2 separate regions of the Homo sapiens genome follow, and region 2 is linked to region 1. Evidence: read pairs that join two places in POLR2A ChIA-PET (ENCODE). Cell type or tissue: GM12878. All regions are shown on one strand. Each heading gives the region's core, and the rest is flanking DNA. Links, peaks and the distances in the headings are about the cores only.

The links. ChIA-PET counts read pairs that join two places held together with the same protein. Peaks named below come from ENCODE experiments on the same cell type or tissue, not always from the same donor. Only the 100,000 strongest peaks of a DNase experiment are listed, where the experiment ranks them.
Region 2: POLR2A ChIA-PET joins it to region 1 with 10 read pairs; 2 of 35 experiments call an interaction of 5 or more read pairs at or near these places.

The regions. Positions count from the first base shown.
Region 1 is chr22:17,703,075-17,711,406 of GRCh38, reverse strand. The region is part of intron 6 of BCL2L13 (BCL2 like 13); the gene reads right to left. Among named protein-coding and RNA genes, the nearest start is that of MIR3198-1, 57 kb to the left of the region's middle. RefSeq lists enhancers at 4,975-5,024, 5,045-5,094. In GM12878, for the core only: no CTCF peak of the experiment used is centred there; a DNase peak (open chromatin) is centred at 4,826; H3K4me3 peaks cover 350 bases; H3K27ac peaks cover 1,876 bases.
Region 2 is chr22:18,034,561-18,042,892 of GRCh38, reverse strand. LINC01634 (long intergenic non-protein coding RNA 1634) reads right to left here. Exons shown (of 2, transcript NR_024417.1): 2 at 4,925-7,133. Among named protein-coding and RNA genes, the nearest start is that of LINC01634, 9.3 kb to the right of the region's middle. In GM12878, for the core only: no CTCF peak of the experiment used is centred there; no DNase peak of the experiment used is centred there.

The sequences.
Region 1 (8,332 bases), core at 47-8,046:
AGGATCGTTTGAGCCCAGGAGGTAAAGGATGCAGTGAGCCGAGATTGTGCCACTGCGCTCCAGCCTGGCCAACAGAGTGAAACCCTGTCTCAAAAAAAAAAAGGCCCATCATGAAGAAATAAGGGAAAAGTCAACAAACTGAAAATTAAAAGTAAAATGTCTCTTCCTCTTATGATTATTTTTTAATGAGGGTCTCACTCTGTCACCCAGGGGCTACAGTGCAGTGGCATAATCGTAACTCACTACAGCCTGAAAATCCTGGGCTCAATAGATCCTCCCACCTCAGCCTCTTGAGTTGCTGGGATTACAGGCATGAGCCACCGCACCACCACGCCTGGCTTTTCCCCTTATTTTTAACAGCTCAAAGTTAACAAAAGATTGAAGAACGTTCTTTGTTCCACATCTAGAGGATCTTTTCATCTCATCTAAGACATTAGATCAAGTTTGTCTGATCACAACTTTGGCGTAATATATTGTTTAAAAGCCAATTCAGATTTATTTATTTATTTTTTTTTATTTTTATTTTTTTTGAGACGGAGTCTCGCTCTGTCGCCCAGCCTAGAGTGCAGTGGCTCGATCTTGACTCACTGCAAGCTCCGCCTCTTGGATTCATACCATTCTCCTGCCTCAGCCTCCCGAGTAGCTGGAACTATGGGTGCCCACCACCACGCCCGGCTAATTTTTTTGTATTTTTAGTAGAGACGGGGTTTCACCGTGTTAGCCAGGATGGTCTCGATCTCCTGACCTCGTGATCTGCCCACCTCGGCCTCCCAAAGTGCTGGGATTACAGGCATTTATTTATTTTTTATTTTTATTTACTTTTTTTTGAGACAGAGTCTTGCTCTGTCACCCAGGCTGGAGTGCAGTGGCGTGATCTCAGCTCACCGCAACCTCCGCCTCCCAAGTTCAAGCGATTCCCCTGCCTCAGCCTCCGGAGCAGCTAAGATTACAGGTGTGCGCCACCATGCCCGGAGAATTTTTTTTTTTAATTTTTAGTAGAGACAGGGATTCACCATGTTGCTGGTCTCAAAGTCCTGACCTCAAATGATCTGCCTGCCTCGGCCTCCCGAAGTGCTGGGATTACAGGTGTGAGCCACTGCACCCGGCCAATTCAGATTAAATAGCTTTATGTCTTGCTGTCATGGCCTCCCTACCTTACAATGTATTTCTGTATTTAGGACGTGACATTTTAATGAAGATTCACTGAACATTCTGTGCTGTTATGTAAGAAGTCTTACAAGAAAGAACAGATTACTAAGCTTTTACTCCTGGGGACCAATTCACATAAAACAAAAATATAAAAATAGCAGCCTCTTTTTTTTTTTTTTTTTTTTTTTTTAAGACAAGGTCTTACTGTTACCCAGGCTGGAGGTCAGTGGCGCAATCTTGGCTTACTGCAGCCTTGACCTCCCAGGCTCAAGTGATCCTCCTGCCTCAGCCTCCTGAGTAAATGGGACCACAGATTACTTCCAGTTAATTTTTATATTTTTTGTAGAGATGGGCTCTCACTCACCATGTTGCCCAGGCTGGTCTTGAGCTCCTGGACTTGGGCAATCTGCCTGCCTCGGCCTCCCAAAGTGCTGGGATTACAGGAGTGAGCCACTGCACCCGGTCAATGTTTTCTTTTGTTTTAATAGCACTCTGTTGCCTAGGCTGGAGTGCAGCAGCACAATCTCAGCTCCTGGGTTCTGCAACCTGGGTTCAAGAGATTCTCCTGCCTCAGCCACCTGAGTAGTTGGGATTACAGGAACCCACCACCATGCCTGGCTAATCTTTCTATTTTTTATTTCATTTATTTATTTATCTTTCCTGAGACAGAGTCTCTCTCTGTTCACCCAGGTTGGAGCGCAGAGGCACAATCCTGGTTCACTGCAACCTCCGCCTCCTGGGTTCAAGCAATTCTCCTGCCTCAGCCTCCCGAGTTGCTGGGACTACAGGCATGCACGACCATGCCTGGCTAATTTTTGTATTTTTCATAGAGATGGGGTTTCACCACGTTGGCCAGGCTGGTCTCGAACTCCGGACTTCAGGTGATCTGCCCACCTTGGCCTCCCAAAGTGTTGGGATTACAGGCGTGAGCCACCACGTCCAGCCTCAGTTTTATATTTTTGAGACAGGGTTTTGCCATGTCACCGGGCTGGAGCCTCTTTTTTTTGTTTTGTTTTGTTTTTGAGATGGAGTCTCACTCTGTCGCCCAGGCTGGAGTGCAGTGGCGCAGTCTTGGCTCACTGCAACCTCTGCCTCCTGGGTTCACGCCATTCTCCTGCCTCAGCCTCCCGAGTAGCTGGGACTACAGGTGCCTGCCACCACGCCCAGCTAATTTTTTGTATTTTTTAGTAGAGACGGGGTTTCACCGTGTTAGTCAGGATGGTCTCGATCTCCTGACCTTGTGAGTCACCCACCTCGGCCTCCCAAAGTGCTGGTATTACAGGCGTTAGCCACCATGCTCGGCCGAGCCTCTCTTAATAATTAATGTCATAATGAAGAGCAGGCTTTCACTAAAAGAAAAAGAGCTGTTTTGGATAATATATTACTTACAACTTATCATATTAGAAGAATAATATCTACAAGTAGCCTCGGAACCATTCTAACAATCTAAATAGTTTTTAATACAAAATATTTGTGTTGTTGAGAGTATCTGTCTCTTTGGCTTCACTGACATAAAATGCAAAGGAGTAATTTCGAGGGCTCAAAAATATAAAACTCATGGGATAAACCATGAGTTTAAATATGCACAAAGAAGCAGAGAACTGCGTCTTTTTTGTTTTTGTTTTTAAATAAATGAAGCCAAAGGGTTTGAGTAACTTGCCCAAGGTCCCTTAGCTTGCTATGACAAATTGGATAGCAATAATAGGTAACCCTTATATAATTCTTATCATGTGCCCTTCTAAAGTCTTCACTTCATCTATTGAAACCTCACAACAATGCTATGAGAGGATTATTATTACTTCCATTTCACAGACATGGATACCAAAACAAGTAAAGAAGATAAGTAGTTTTCCCAAAGTAATAAAGCTGGGATTCAAGCCCAGGCAGTTTGCCTCCAGGGTCTGTATTTTTACCAACTATGCTGTCCTACCTCTTAGATGAAGTCCCTGATTGCTTTCTGGTGCTTTTCTGTCTGTAATATAGTACCTTTTGAGTTAATGGCCAGAAGTATTCATAGATAGAACATGTTATACTTGGTGTTTTTTTTCAAGCAAACACACAGATACATGCATTAAACTCTTCAATTAAAAAGGGAAGTAGAGAAGAAACCTAAGTAGATAAAAGGAATATAACAAAATAAATGTAAAATAAAATACAAATATAACTTTGCTTTGGTGGTAGGAACTAAGTAAAAAACTAAGTAAAGGAACGTATCAAAATAAATGTAAAATAAAATACAAACATAACTTTACTTTGGTGGTAGACCTAAGTAAAAATCAGGTTGACAATTGCTCAGAGACCTATTACAAAAATTGGCTGCATCATGATGTCTATATTGATTGTATTTTTTTGTTTCACTTTTTTTTTGGTGGGGGCAGGGGGTCACATCAGTTACAAATTATTCTGCCCCCTCAAGCAATATTTTACCTTCTGAGACACAGCTGCTGCTGAGCTGAGCTCCTATGAACTTAACTTTTCCATCTGAAGAAGCTTTGGCAAAATTCCAAAGCCCATCTACGTTGGTAAATTTTCTAAGGACTCATTTCCCTTAAGATTTATGCCAACAAACCTCTATCATTACTTCTCAGACTTTATATATATATCTGTCAAGAAAAAGAGCTGTTTTGGATAATACGTTAGTTACAACTTACATTAGAATAACATCTACAAGTAGTCTTAGAACGATTCTGACAATCTAAATCATTCTTCATATAAAATATTTGTATTGTTGGGAGTATCCATCTCTTTGGCTCCACTGACACAAAACACACAAAGGCTCCACTGACATTTTGTAACTTTGAGGGCTCAAAAATATAAAACTAGCCGGGATCAACCAGCTAGTTTTATATTTCTGAGGCCTCGAAGTCGCAAAATGGAAACAGATCACTGCTTTGGACCCTTATAACCAAATGCGCCTCTCAGATCATTATTAACCTAAAATAAGAAAATGGAGAGTGCTGAAGAAATTACAGAGAAGTAATTTTCCACCCAACTTGATGAGGAAGATCCACAAAAAACACATTTCAGAGTACAACACAGTAAACATCCACACCCACATATACAGCAGGCAGATTTTCCCAAAACAGTACTTACTCTTACTAAATTGATTTTAGCTGCAACCCACTTCATTAATTTCAGATCATCCCTGTGTGTCACCTCCCACAATATGAAAACTATTCTAACAAATTATTAACCTAAAAGCTTCCAAGAGATAGTCTTTAAATATCCTAGATTAAACAAACAAAAACCTATTCTAAAATCAGAAGCTTCATGTCAAGAGAAAATGACAAAGATTAATTTTATTCAAAATACTTAAATATTACAATAGACAGATGACATTCCCTCCAGTAATCTTTTATGGAATCTAAAAGTAAATCTTTCACAAGAAGTATTTATCATGTGACGACGGAGAAAGTAAAATACAAGCCTTACCACAGTGGACTTGCTCTGCCCTTTCCAGGAGACAGACAGACTTCTAACGTAGCAACACAAGCCCAGGAAATGAAAAGAGAATGAGGAGGGAGGGAGCAAGGATGACTCAGGGAGAATCACAGCACATGAACCAGTCTGTGCCCTCACCGGGCTGCAGGGCAAATAAAAGTCAAAACTGAAACTAAGAGGAAATGGTGATCAGACTTAAGGAGAGGGAAAAAAACCACACTCTTCAGAGACGCATGTGAAAACCTGGCATTTGTAAAAGTGTGACATTTTCACAAAACACTTTCACATCATTATTTTTGTGAGACAGAGAAGCTATTCTTCCCTTTTTGTAGTTGAAACTGAGGTTCAGAGAAGTTAAATGAATCCTTCCAAAACACAGGGCTAGTATTTGGCAGAGCTGGGGCAAGAAACAAATCTTGTGATTTCTAATCCTTTTCTCAGTTCATCATTCGCCGGGTAAAAAGGCAGAGTGAAAAAAAAAAAAAAACAAGGTAGAAAGAGAAAACAGGCTGGGCAAGGTGGCGCATGCCTGTAATCCCAGCACTTTGGGAGGCCAAGCGGGGAGGATTGCTTGAGGCCAGGAGTTTGAGACCAGCTTGGGCAACATAGTGAAACCTCTCTCTGCAAAAAATAAGCCAAGTGTGGTAGTGCATGCACACCTGTGGTCCCAGCTACTAGGGAGGCTGAGGTGGGAGGATCACTTGAGCCCAGGAAGTTGAGGCTGCAAATGAGCCATGATCATGCCACTGTACTCCAGCCAGGGCAACAAAGCAAGACCCTGTTTCTAAGTCCTAGCCATTTCTGTTAATAATTCAGAAAACAAAATATTATTTTTCTCCTTCAAATCTATATGTCCAAAGCCTGCCTGTTCCTAACTGACTATGTGCTATATCACTCCATTCATCCAACAGATTATGGCTGCTGGCACCACCTCCTCTGCTGCAGGTTTTCAAAAGTAGCTGCACCTTGAGAGGTAGGCAGTTTGTTTCACTTGATGTTGTGTTCAAGTGACTAATGACAAATACATTCCCCGTGGAAATCATACCACAGGCTTTATATAACAGACATGCGATATCATGTGGTCAAATGATTCTCTTCTGGAAGGGTTTTAAGAGCTGTCAATGTAATGTTCAGCACACAGTATCTTAAGGAGATTCATGTTGACAGCTTATGTCACAGGATACATTTTCACCAACTGGCATTAAAAAAAAAGCAATATCGGCCGGGCGCGGTGGCTCACGCCTGCAATCCCAGCACTTTGGGAGGCTGAGGCGGGTGGATCACGAGGTCAGGAGATCGAGACCATCCTGGCTAACACAGTGAAAACCCATCTCTACTAAAAATACAAAAAATTAGCCGGGTGTGGTGGCAGCCATCTGTAGTCCCAGCTACTTGGGAGGCTGAGGCAGGAGAATGGCGTGAACCTGGGAGGCGGAGCTTGCAGTGAGCCAAGATAGTGCCACTGCATTCCAGCCTGGGCGACACAGGGAGACTACATCTGAAAAAAAAAAAAAAATGCAGTATCTTGGGTTTTTGTTTGTTTGATACAGAGTTTCGCTCTTGTTGCCCAGGCTGGAGTGCAATGGCACGATCTCAGCTCACTGAAACTTCTGCCTCCCTGGTTTAAGCAATTCTCCTGCCTTAGCCTCCCAAGTAGCTGGTGTTACAGGTGCCTGCCACCACACCCAGATAATTTTTTTTTTAATCAATCAAAACCTTTAATGCTCAGTTTTCACAATCAAGTCTATCAAATTTCCAGATTTACAGCAAAATGTGCCCCCTAAAAAAGTGTACATTCTTCAGTTTCTCCTATACTTTTTTTTTTTTTTGCCTATCTTTCAAAACTGAGCACTGGGTATTTTTAACATAAGCCATGTCATATGTACAGTTTAACTATGTTTCAGGAATAAACAAAATTCATGATATTTTAGTAACTCACAGTGTATTTATAGAATGAAAAGTTCTCTATCAAAACACACTTTTCACTGGGAAAAATAAATAAAATAGACAAATGGATCTACACAAAGTAAACATTAACTTTGGTAGATTTCAGTGCAGTTCATAACAAGCATATTTGCCCTTATTCCCCCAGAGCTGCTCAACTAAGAATTTTTAAAATACTTTAACTGAGATTTTATTATGTTGACATTTGTTTCTCATTCCACATCATCTTCAGCCACACCCAGATGATTTTTGTATTTTTAGTAGAGATGAGGTCTCACCATGTTGGCCAGGATGGTCTCAAACTCCTGACCTCAGGTGATCCGCCTGCCTTGGCCTCCCAAAGTGCTGGGATTATAGGCATAAGCCACTGCACCCGGCCTAATATCTTAGTTTTAAACACAAGCAAATGGAGAGCTTAGACCGAACAATGTGAAATACAGATTGGACATTCAAATTTAGAGATAAAACACATTTGAAATATTAATGAAGGCCAGGTGCAGTGGCTCATGCCTGTAATCCCAGCACTTTGGGAGGCCTAAGTGGGTGGATCACTTGAGGCCAGGAGTTTGAGACCAGCCTGCCAACATGGCGAAGCCCTATCTCTACTAAAAATACAAAAAGTAGCTGGTCATGGTGGCACACACCTGTAATCTCTGCTACTCAGGAGGCTGAGGCACAAGAATAGCTTGAACCTGGGAGGCGGAGGCTGCAGTGGGCTGCAATTGCGCACTGCACTCAAGCCAGGATGACAGAGCAAGACTGTTTCAAAAAAAAAAGAAGTATTAATGAACTAGTTATCCATGCAGTAGATCTTTTCTTTTGGCACAGATACTGGAGTTGAGTAATATACTTACTTTCTCTGTAACCAATTACAATCACCAAACAAACCTTGATGTACTACATCATCATAAAACTGAAAGTTGAGAAGGGAGTGCATAATATTCCCTGCATTTTTCTTCCCTTGTTGTAAAGCACCATATGGGATAAATGGCAGTTAACCTGGGATGTCTCCTGGCTATCATACAAACCATACACTACAATAGCCAAAGGTTTTAAAAAGTACTTAAGTAGGAAGACAACAATAACAATAAATTGTCGCAATTCTTATTTTTAAGAACAGCTCAAAAAATATTTTTATTTTCCTAAGACAAATGTTCAGGATTTTATTCAGTAAGCATTTACCAAGCACGTAAACCTAGGATGTTCGATATTAGTATCCATAGTAATTAAATTTACATATTTTAAAAATTAACTCAAACCCTCAGATGCATAGTGGCTAAAAAACAATAATGAGTAGTATACTTTATGAAAAGTACTCTCTCTACAGAATCACTGACTGTTGGGCAAATTACAACAAATAAACTTAAAAACCATTTCTAGGCCCAAAGAAAGAAAGAGAGTCCGCATAAATGTCCAGGGGTCAATAATTACAACTTTTAGTCACCTACAATTGACAGAACTAAAGGGAAAATGGAAAATCTACCACCATAGTAGCAAATAGAACATGTCTCTCTTAGTAAATAATTAGACAAAATAATTGGAAATGACTGAAAGATTTAAAATACGTATTATTAAGACTGATTAAATGTAAATGGACACGTACAGACTTCTGCACCAACCATTAGAGAATACATGTTCTGAAACATACATAAAAATATACATGTGTGTATATACATATACATATGTGTGTGTGTGTGTGTATATATATATTTTGTTGTTGTTGTTGTTGTTGCTCTGTTGCCCAGGCTGGAATGCAGTGGTGCCATCTTGGCTCACTGCAACCTCTGCCTCCCGGGTT
Region 2 (8,332 bases), core at 74-8,073, 330 kb before region 1:
TTTAGTGACATTCTCTGTGGCTCCTCACACACTGCAACAAAAGGTCAAGTCATTGCGACAGACACTATGTGGCTTGAAAAACTGAAAACGTGCTGTCTCGTCTGTTACCAGAAACGTTTACTGACCCGTGCTCTAGGTGTTACTTTTCAATCCTTGGATATCTTTGGGAAAAGATACGAATCTTTTAGGAAGAAGTGTGGTTTACTAGAAACGGAACCCTTAAATAACAATGGCTTAAACAAGGTAGAGAATAATTTTTATTTTACATAAAAGAAGTCTGGAGATAAGCAGATGGAACTGATACAGTAACCCTGTGGTCATCGGGGCTGAAGCTTCTTCTGCCTTTCTCCTCTGCCATACTTACTGCATGGCTTCCATCTTTAAGATCGCCTCACAGTCACATAATCGGTGCTGGAACCCTAGTCATCACATGGTGTTCCCAGTAATAGAAAGTGGAAGAGGTCCTCTCCCTCTCCCTCTCCCTCTCCCTCTCCCCACGGTCTCCCTCTCCCTCTCTTTCCACGGTCTCCCTCTCCCTCTCTTTCCACGGTCTCGCTCTGATGCCGAGCCGAAGCTGGACTGTACTGCTGCCATCTCGGCTCACTGCAACCTCCCTGCCTGATTCTCCTGCCTCAGCGCCGCCACGCCTGACTGGTTTTCGTATTTTTTTGGTGGAGACAGGGTTTCGCTGTGTTGGCCGGGCTGGTCTCCAGCTCCTAACCGCGAGTGATCCGCCAGCCTCGGCCTCCCGAGGTGCCGGGATTGCAGACGGAGTCTGGTTCACTCAGTGCTCAATGGTACCCAGGCTGGAGTGCAATGGCGTGATCTCGGCTCGCTACAACCTCCACCTCCCAGCCGCCTGCCTTGGCCTCCCAAAGTGCCTAGAGTGCAGCCTCTGCCCGGCCGCCACCCCGTCTGGGATGTGAGGAGCCCCTCTGCCTGGCTGCCCAGTCTGGAAAGTGAGGAGCATCTCTGCCCGGCCGCCATCCCATCTAGGAAGTGAGGAGCGTCTCTGCCCGGCTGCCCATCGTCTGAAATGTGGGGAGCGCCTCTGCCCCGCCGCCCTGTCTGGGATGTGAGGAGCGCCTCTGCCCGGCCGCCCCGTCTGAGAAGTGAGGAGACCCTCCGCCCGGCAACTGCCCCGTCTGAGAAGTGAGGAGCCCCTCTGCCCGGCAGCCACCCCGTCTGGGAAGTGAGGAGCGTCTCCGCCCGGCAGCCACCCCGTCCGGGAGGGAGGTGGGGGGCTCAGCCCCCCGCCCGGCAGCCACCCCATCCGGGAGGGAGGTGGGGGGCTCAGCCCCCCGCCCGGCCAGCCGCCCCGTCCGGGAGGGAGGTGGGGGGGGCGGTCAGCCCCCTGCCTGGCCAGCCGCCCCGTCCGGGAGGTGAGGGGCGCCTCTGCCCGGCCGCCCCTACTGGGAAGTGAGGAGCCCCTCTGCCCGGCCACCACCACGTCTGGGAGGTGTACCCAAGAGCTCATTGAGAACGGGCCATGATGACAATGGCGGTTTTGTGGAATAGAAAGGGGGGAAAGGTGGGGAAAAGATTGAGAAATCGGATGGTTGCCGTGTCTGTGTAGAAAGAAGTAGACATGGGAGACTTTTCATTTTGTTCTGTACTAAGAAAAATTCTTCTGCCTTGGGATCCTGTTGATCTGTGACCTTACCCCCAACCCTGTGCTCTCTGAAACATGTGCTGTGTCCACTCAGGGTTAAATGGATTAAGGGCGGTGCAAGGTGTGCTTTGTTAAACAGATGCTTGAAGGCAGCATGCTCGTTAAGTGTCATCACCACTCCCTAATCTCAAAGTACCGAGGGACACAAACACTGCGGAAGGCCGCAGGGTCCTCTGCCTGGGAAAACCAGAGACCTTTGTTCACTTGTTTATCTGCTGACCTTCCCTCCACTATTGTCCTATGACCCTGCCAAATCCCCCTCTGCGAGAAACACCCAAGAATGATCAATAAAAATAATAAATAAAATAAAATAAAATAAAATAAAGAAAGTAGAAGAGGTGGCCGGGCACAGTGGCTCACGCCCGTAATCCCAGCACTTTGGGAGGCCAAGGTGGGCGGATCACAAGGTCAGGAGATCGAGACCATCCTGGCTAACACGGTGAAACCCCGTCTCTACTAAAAATACAAAAAATTATTCGGGTGTGGTGGCAGGCACCTGTAGTCCCAGCTACACGGGAGGCTGAGGCAGGAGAATGGCATGAACCCGGGAGGCGGAGCTTGCAGTGAGCCAAGACCACACCACTGCACCCCAGTCAGGGCAACAGAGCGAGACTCCGACTCAAAAAAAAAAAAAGAAAGAAAAAGAAAAAAGAAAGTAGAAGAGGTTAGGATAAAAGAGTGCCAGCTTAACTAACTCCCATTAAACAGCTTCCCCGGAAGTTCTACCCAAATATTTCTTCTTACATCTAATTGGCCACCTTCACTTGCAAAAGAGGCTGAGATATGTAGTTTTATGGCTGAGAACATTGCCACCCAGATAATGCCAGGGTTCTGTTAGTGAGGCAAGAGGAGAAAGTAGATAAAGGTTAGGCAACTGGCAATCTCTGCCCTAGGAACAAGTGGCCTTTCCGTATCCTTTTCAATATATGCTGCATACTAGTTTCTCATAAATGTAAGAGTTATTTTTTCAAGCACTATTTTTCTTGTTTGTTTGTTTTTTGGTGGGGACAGGGTCTCGCTCTGTCACCCAGGCTGGAGTGCAGTGGCATGATCTTGGCTCACTGCAACCTCCACCTCCCAGGTTCAAGCGATTCTCCTGCCTCAGCCTCCCAGGTAGCTGGAACTCCCAGGCTGGTAGCCACCACGCCTGGCTAATTTTTGTATTTTTAGTAGAGATGGGGTTTCACCATGTTGGCCAGGCTGATCTCAAACTCCTGACTTCAGGTGATCTGCCCGCTTCGGCCTCCTAAAGTGCTGGGATTACAGGTGTGAGCCACTCTACCCGGCCACTATTTTGTTGTTGTTGTTTGAGATGGAGTCTTGCTCTGTTGCCCAGGCTGGAGTGCAGTGGCACGATCTCAATTCACTGCAACCTTCACCTCCCAGGTTCAAGAGATTCTCCTGCCTCAGCCTCCCAAGTAGCTGGGATTACAGGCGCCCGCCACCACACCTGGCTAATTTTTGTATTTTTAGTAGAGACGGCGTTTCGCCACATTGGCCATTCTGGTCTTGAACTCCTGACCTCAGGTGATCTGTCTGCCTCGGCCTCCCAAAGTACTGGGATTAAAGGCGTGGGCCACCATGCCCAGCCTCTTGCTCCCTCTTTCAACAGGTTTCCTTTTTTCCCACGTCTCCTCTTCCCTAATACCTTGGCATCATGAAGGCTGGAGAGTCACAGCAACCTCTTTCCTAGTTGTCTTGCGTCTAATCCTGTGCTCTTTTTGTTTTATTAACTTTTGTGCTTGGGCCATTTTTTCTTTAGTTTCTTTGTGCCAATAATTATGTAATTACATGAACGGTGACATAATTCTATTCAACAGTACATATTAATGTTCCAGGGACCAGGTACCAAAAAAACACAAAGCTGTTAACAAGAACATCAAACAAACGTGTGGGCTGGGTGCACTGGCTCATGCCTGTAATTCCAACACTTTGGGAGGCCAAGTCAGGAGAATTGCCTGAGCCCAGGAGTCCAAGACCAGCCTGGGCAACATAGCGAGACCTCATCTCTACAAAAAAAAGAATTATCTAGCTAAGCCGGGAGCGGGGGCTCACACCTGTAATCCCAGCACTTTGGGAGGCTGAGTCAGGCGGATCACAAGGTCAGGAGATCAAGACCATCCTGGTTAACACGGTGAAACCCCATCTCTACTAAAAATACAAAAAATTAGCCGGGCATGGTGGCGGGCGCCTATAGTCCCAGCTACTTGGGAGGCTGACGCAGGAGAATGAGATGTGAACCCAGGAGGTAGAGCTTGCAGTGAGCCGAGATCACGCCACTGCACTCCAGCCTGGGCAACAGAGCGAGACTCTGTCTCAAAAAAAAAAAATTAATTTGGTTATTGGTGTTGGCAGGTGCCTGTAGTCACAGGTACATGGGAGGCTGAGGTGGGAGGATTGATCGCTTGAGCCCAGGAGGTAGAGGCTGCAGTGAGCCAACATTGCACCACTGCACTCCAGCCTGGGCAACAGAGTGAGACCCTGTCTACAACACACACACACACACACACACACACACACACACACACACACACAGAAAATGTGTGGCTTGGCCTTAGTCTCTGTCATTTTTTTTTTTTTTTTTTTTTAGATGGAGTCTTGCTCTGTCACCAGGCTGGAATGCAGTGGTGCAATCTCAGCTCACTGCAATCTTCACCTCCCCATTTCAAGCGATTCTCCTGCCTCAGCCTCCTGAATAGCTGGGACTATAGGCACGCACCACCACACCCAGCTAATTTTTGTATTTTTAATAGAGACAGGGTTTCACCATGTTGGCCAGGATGGTCTCAATCTCTTGACCTCGTGATCCACCTGCCTCAGCCTCCCAAAGTGCTGGGATTACTGGCATGAGCCACCTCACCCAGCCCACTTTTCTTAACTCTTTCTAAGTTGATATGTGCTAGGCCAGGCACAGTGGCTCACGCCTGTAATCTCAGCACTTTGGGAGGCCAAGGTGGGAGGATCACTTGAGCCTAGGAATTTGAGACCAGCCTGGCCAACATAGCAAGACCTCATCTCTATAAAAAATTTAAAAATTAGCCTGTGGTGGCACACACCTGCTACCTCAGCCTACTAGGTCCCAGCTACTCAGGAGGCTGAAGCGGGAGGATCACTTGAGCCTGGGAAGTAGAGGCTGCAGTGAGCCAGAGATTGTGCTACTGCACCCCAGCCTGGGTGACAGAGCAAGACCCTGTCTCAAAAAAAAAAAAAGTTTATATGTGCTTAAAAGAACCAAGCCTTTTATTGAATATTGAAGATTCACCAAGGGTTTTATTTGATCATGGTAATATAATTATAAAATCATTATTAATAAGCCATAAAATGTACAAAAGCATATCCAGTGAAAAATAAGTCTCCTTTCCATTTCTGTCCCCCGCCACCAGCTCTCCTACCCAAGATAACCACTTCTTGAGTATTCTCAAAGACGGTCTATGCCTTTCCAAGTCCACGTACATATGTATGCACACGTGCCTGTTTGACGTTTTCCAGCAGAAGTGGTAGCGTATCATACACACTGTTCTGCATCTGCTGTTCCCATTTAGCAGTATGTCTCAGGGATTATCTGCCTATAGCCAGATCTACCCAAAGCTCAGATCGGACCATGAGAAACCAATGAGCAAAATGTGGAATATATACACAATGGAATATTATTTGGGAATATTCTAATAATACTAGAGAAAGAATGAAAGTCAGCCTGCCATGGTGGTTCATGCCTGTAATGCCAGCACTTCGGGAGGCCGAGGCAGGTGGATCACCTGAGGTCAGGAGTTCAAGACCAGCCTGGCCAACAGGGTGAAACCCCATCTCTACTAAAAATATGAAGTTAGCCTGGTGTGGTGGCGCATGCCAATAATCCCAGCTTCTTGGGAGGCTGAGGCAGGAGAATCGCTTGAACATGGGAGGCAGAGGTTGCAGTGAGCTGAGATCATGCCACTGTACTCCAGCCTGGGTGATAAGAATGAGACTCTGTCTCAAAAACAAACAAAACAAAACAAAAAGAACAGTGATTAGTGTCTTGGTAGGCCCAAGCAAGGAGATGATGATGGCTTGTACCAGATCGGTGATGTGAAGTTCAAGAAAAGTGGGCAAATTAGAGATGTATCTTGGAGGCAAAATAGACAGGAGACTGGAGGCTGGCATAGAGATAGAATGCTGCCCAGAGTCTCTAGTTTTTACATCTGGGTGGGTGGTGGGCCATTCCCTGGGGGAAAATTAAGTTCCTGGGACTTGGGAGTCAGGACCCTTCTTGGGTTTTAGTCCCAGCACTGTTTCTGTCTCTGGGAGTCAGGCAGGTGACTTCCCCTCTGTGGGTCTCCTCACCTGATGAGTAGGTAAACTAATTCCTTTCTGAAGTCCCTTCCAATAAAATGGCTCTACAAACTACTAGACCTTGACATGTCAGTGAATATTCGTTTCTGAGGCTAGTTTTTTCCATAGCACTAACTGAGATGTGCTGTGGGCTTTGAATGGGAAAGGGGGACGCAGGGGAGGAGGAAATTTGAGAGGGTAGGGTCCTAGGAGCCTGAAGGTGGTCAGAGCAAGCAGAGATAGGGAAGCAGTGCCACCAAGAGAGACACACAGAAGTGGACACCAAAGGGTGCACAAAAGCTATTCCTGCATCCCAGGCCAGCCAAGGGACAGCCCTCCCATAGAGAGAAGGGTACAAGGGAGGAATTTTGACAACGATTAATCAGTTTCAGTGGGAGAGAAAACCTAAAATACAGCCAGGAAGAAAAAAACTCAGTAGCATGATCCAAATCTGATGGGATTTCATAAGATCTCCCTCTAATCCACTTCCTTTGCTTCATAATTGATTTCGGTTTTAGCCAAAGCAAGCTTCTCAAAGTTAGGCTTTTATCCCCGATCTTGTGCCTGGCATTTGCTCCGGGGGTCTTGTAGCCCCAGTGAAAATGTGAGTTCCCAGGAGGATGAGCCTCATACTTATTTTCTTTTACATCCTTGTATTGTATCCATAACAGAAGCACCATAAATGTTTACTGATACCTCACATCTAGAAAAGTTGCTGCCGAAAAGTCATGCCTTGACCTGGACTTCATGCCTTTGTCTCATAAGTACAGCGATTTGTCACTCCATACTGGACAGAGCTTGGGGGGAAACCGAGGTCTTCTCTGTGGAATGTGAGGTCTTCTGGTCTGTCGCAGGCCCAGGCTTCCCTAAGGTGGAATAAGAAAGGAAGGGCTTCATGTTTCAGAGGGAGAGAGCAGCCGGTGATGCAACTGCTGAGTGACGTCCCAAGGTAACAGAGAGGAGACGGGCTGTGAGCTGCCCTCACCCTGGCCCACTGCCAGTGGCCACCAGAGCAGGGAGTGCCCATAGTGTTGGCCAATCAGACGAGGACTGCAGAACAGGAGAAATGGGAACTGTGGTCCTGAAAACCTGTGCTTTCTCGGCCCGATGAAATGCAGAGTTATGTGATAGCATGCTTCTGACTTTCAATATTCTGAAAAACAACCCAGCAAACATATGTGTATACACATATACAGGAAAGCCTGTACATCTATATGCTTTTACATATGTATATGTATAGCAGAGATCTGCTTGCTCAGGAAATGTACCCATGGATGTGTATGTTGTGATTGATACACACACAGGAATATCCATCTGAGGAGGCTGTGTGCATGTGCCCAGATATATAGAGGGAGGGGCTTTGAGCTGAGCCTGGTCCCAGGTGCCCCTTGCTTGTGTTTCTGGGCAAGGATCGAGCCGAGTGCAGTGAACACGCTCTCTTATTTATTTATTTATTTATTTATTTATTTTGAGATGGAGTCTCACTCTGTCGCCCAGGCTGGAGTGCAGTGGTGCGATCTCGGCTCACTGCAAGCTCCGCCTCCCAGGTTCATGCCATTCTCCTGCCTCAGCCTCCCGAGTAGCTGGGACTACAGGTGCCCGCCACCATGCCCGGCTAATTTTTTTTTTGTATTTTTAGTAGAGACGGGGTTTCACCGTGTTATCCAGGATGGTCCCGATCTCCTGGCCTCGTGATCCACCCTCCTTGGCCTCCCAAAGTGCTGGGATTACAGGTGTGAGCCACTGCGCCCGGCCGTGAACATGCTCTCCTGCTGCGGGCCTCCAACTGCCTGAGGACGCCAGCTGTAACCTTGCCATTCTTCAGCCTTCCCCAAGGCCCTCACCTGCTGATGCAGGAAGTGAACCCCATTAACTGCTGCCTGATTAGCAAGGCTGAGCAGGTGTCTGCCTCCCGAAGAGGGAGCCAGGCTGGGAGCACCCCACAGATAGGTCTGCAGGAGAAAGGGCTACCAGGGGAGCCCCGCCACGGGGGCACCCTTCACTCTCACCCCACAAGCTTCTCCTTTCCATCAGTAGATATTTGACTCAGTAGATTTGAGACATGATTCCTGCTCTTCTTCACTCCACACATTCTTTGCCCACTTCCATTCTGTCTAACTCAAATTCTCTGCTTCAGCCAAATTAGCCTGCTCATGGTTTCCTGAATATAGCTGGAGATTTCCTGCCCCCCCAGGGCTTTGCCTGCTCCGTCGTCTTCTACCCTGGAATGTGCCTCTCCACCAGGTGTTCCACCACCCGCCCCAACAACGCCCCCCACTACCCCCCCTCCACCCGCCTCCCGCCACTTCCAAACACTACCTACAAGAAGCCTTCCCTGACCACCCAACTGAG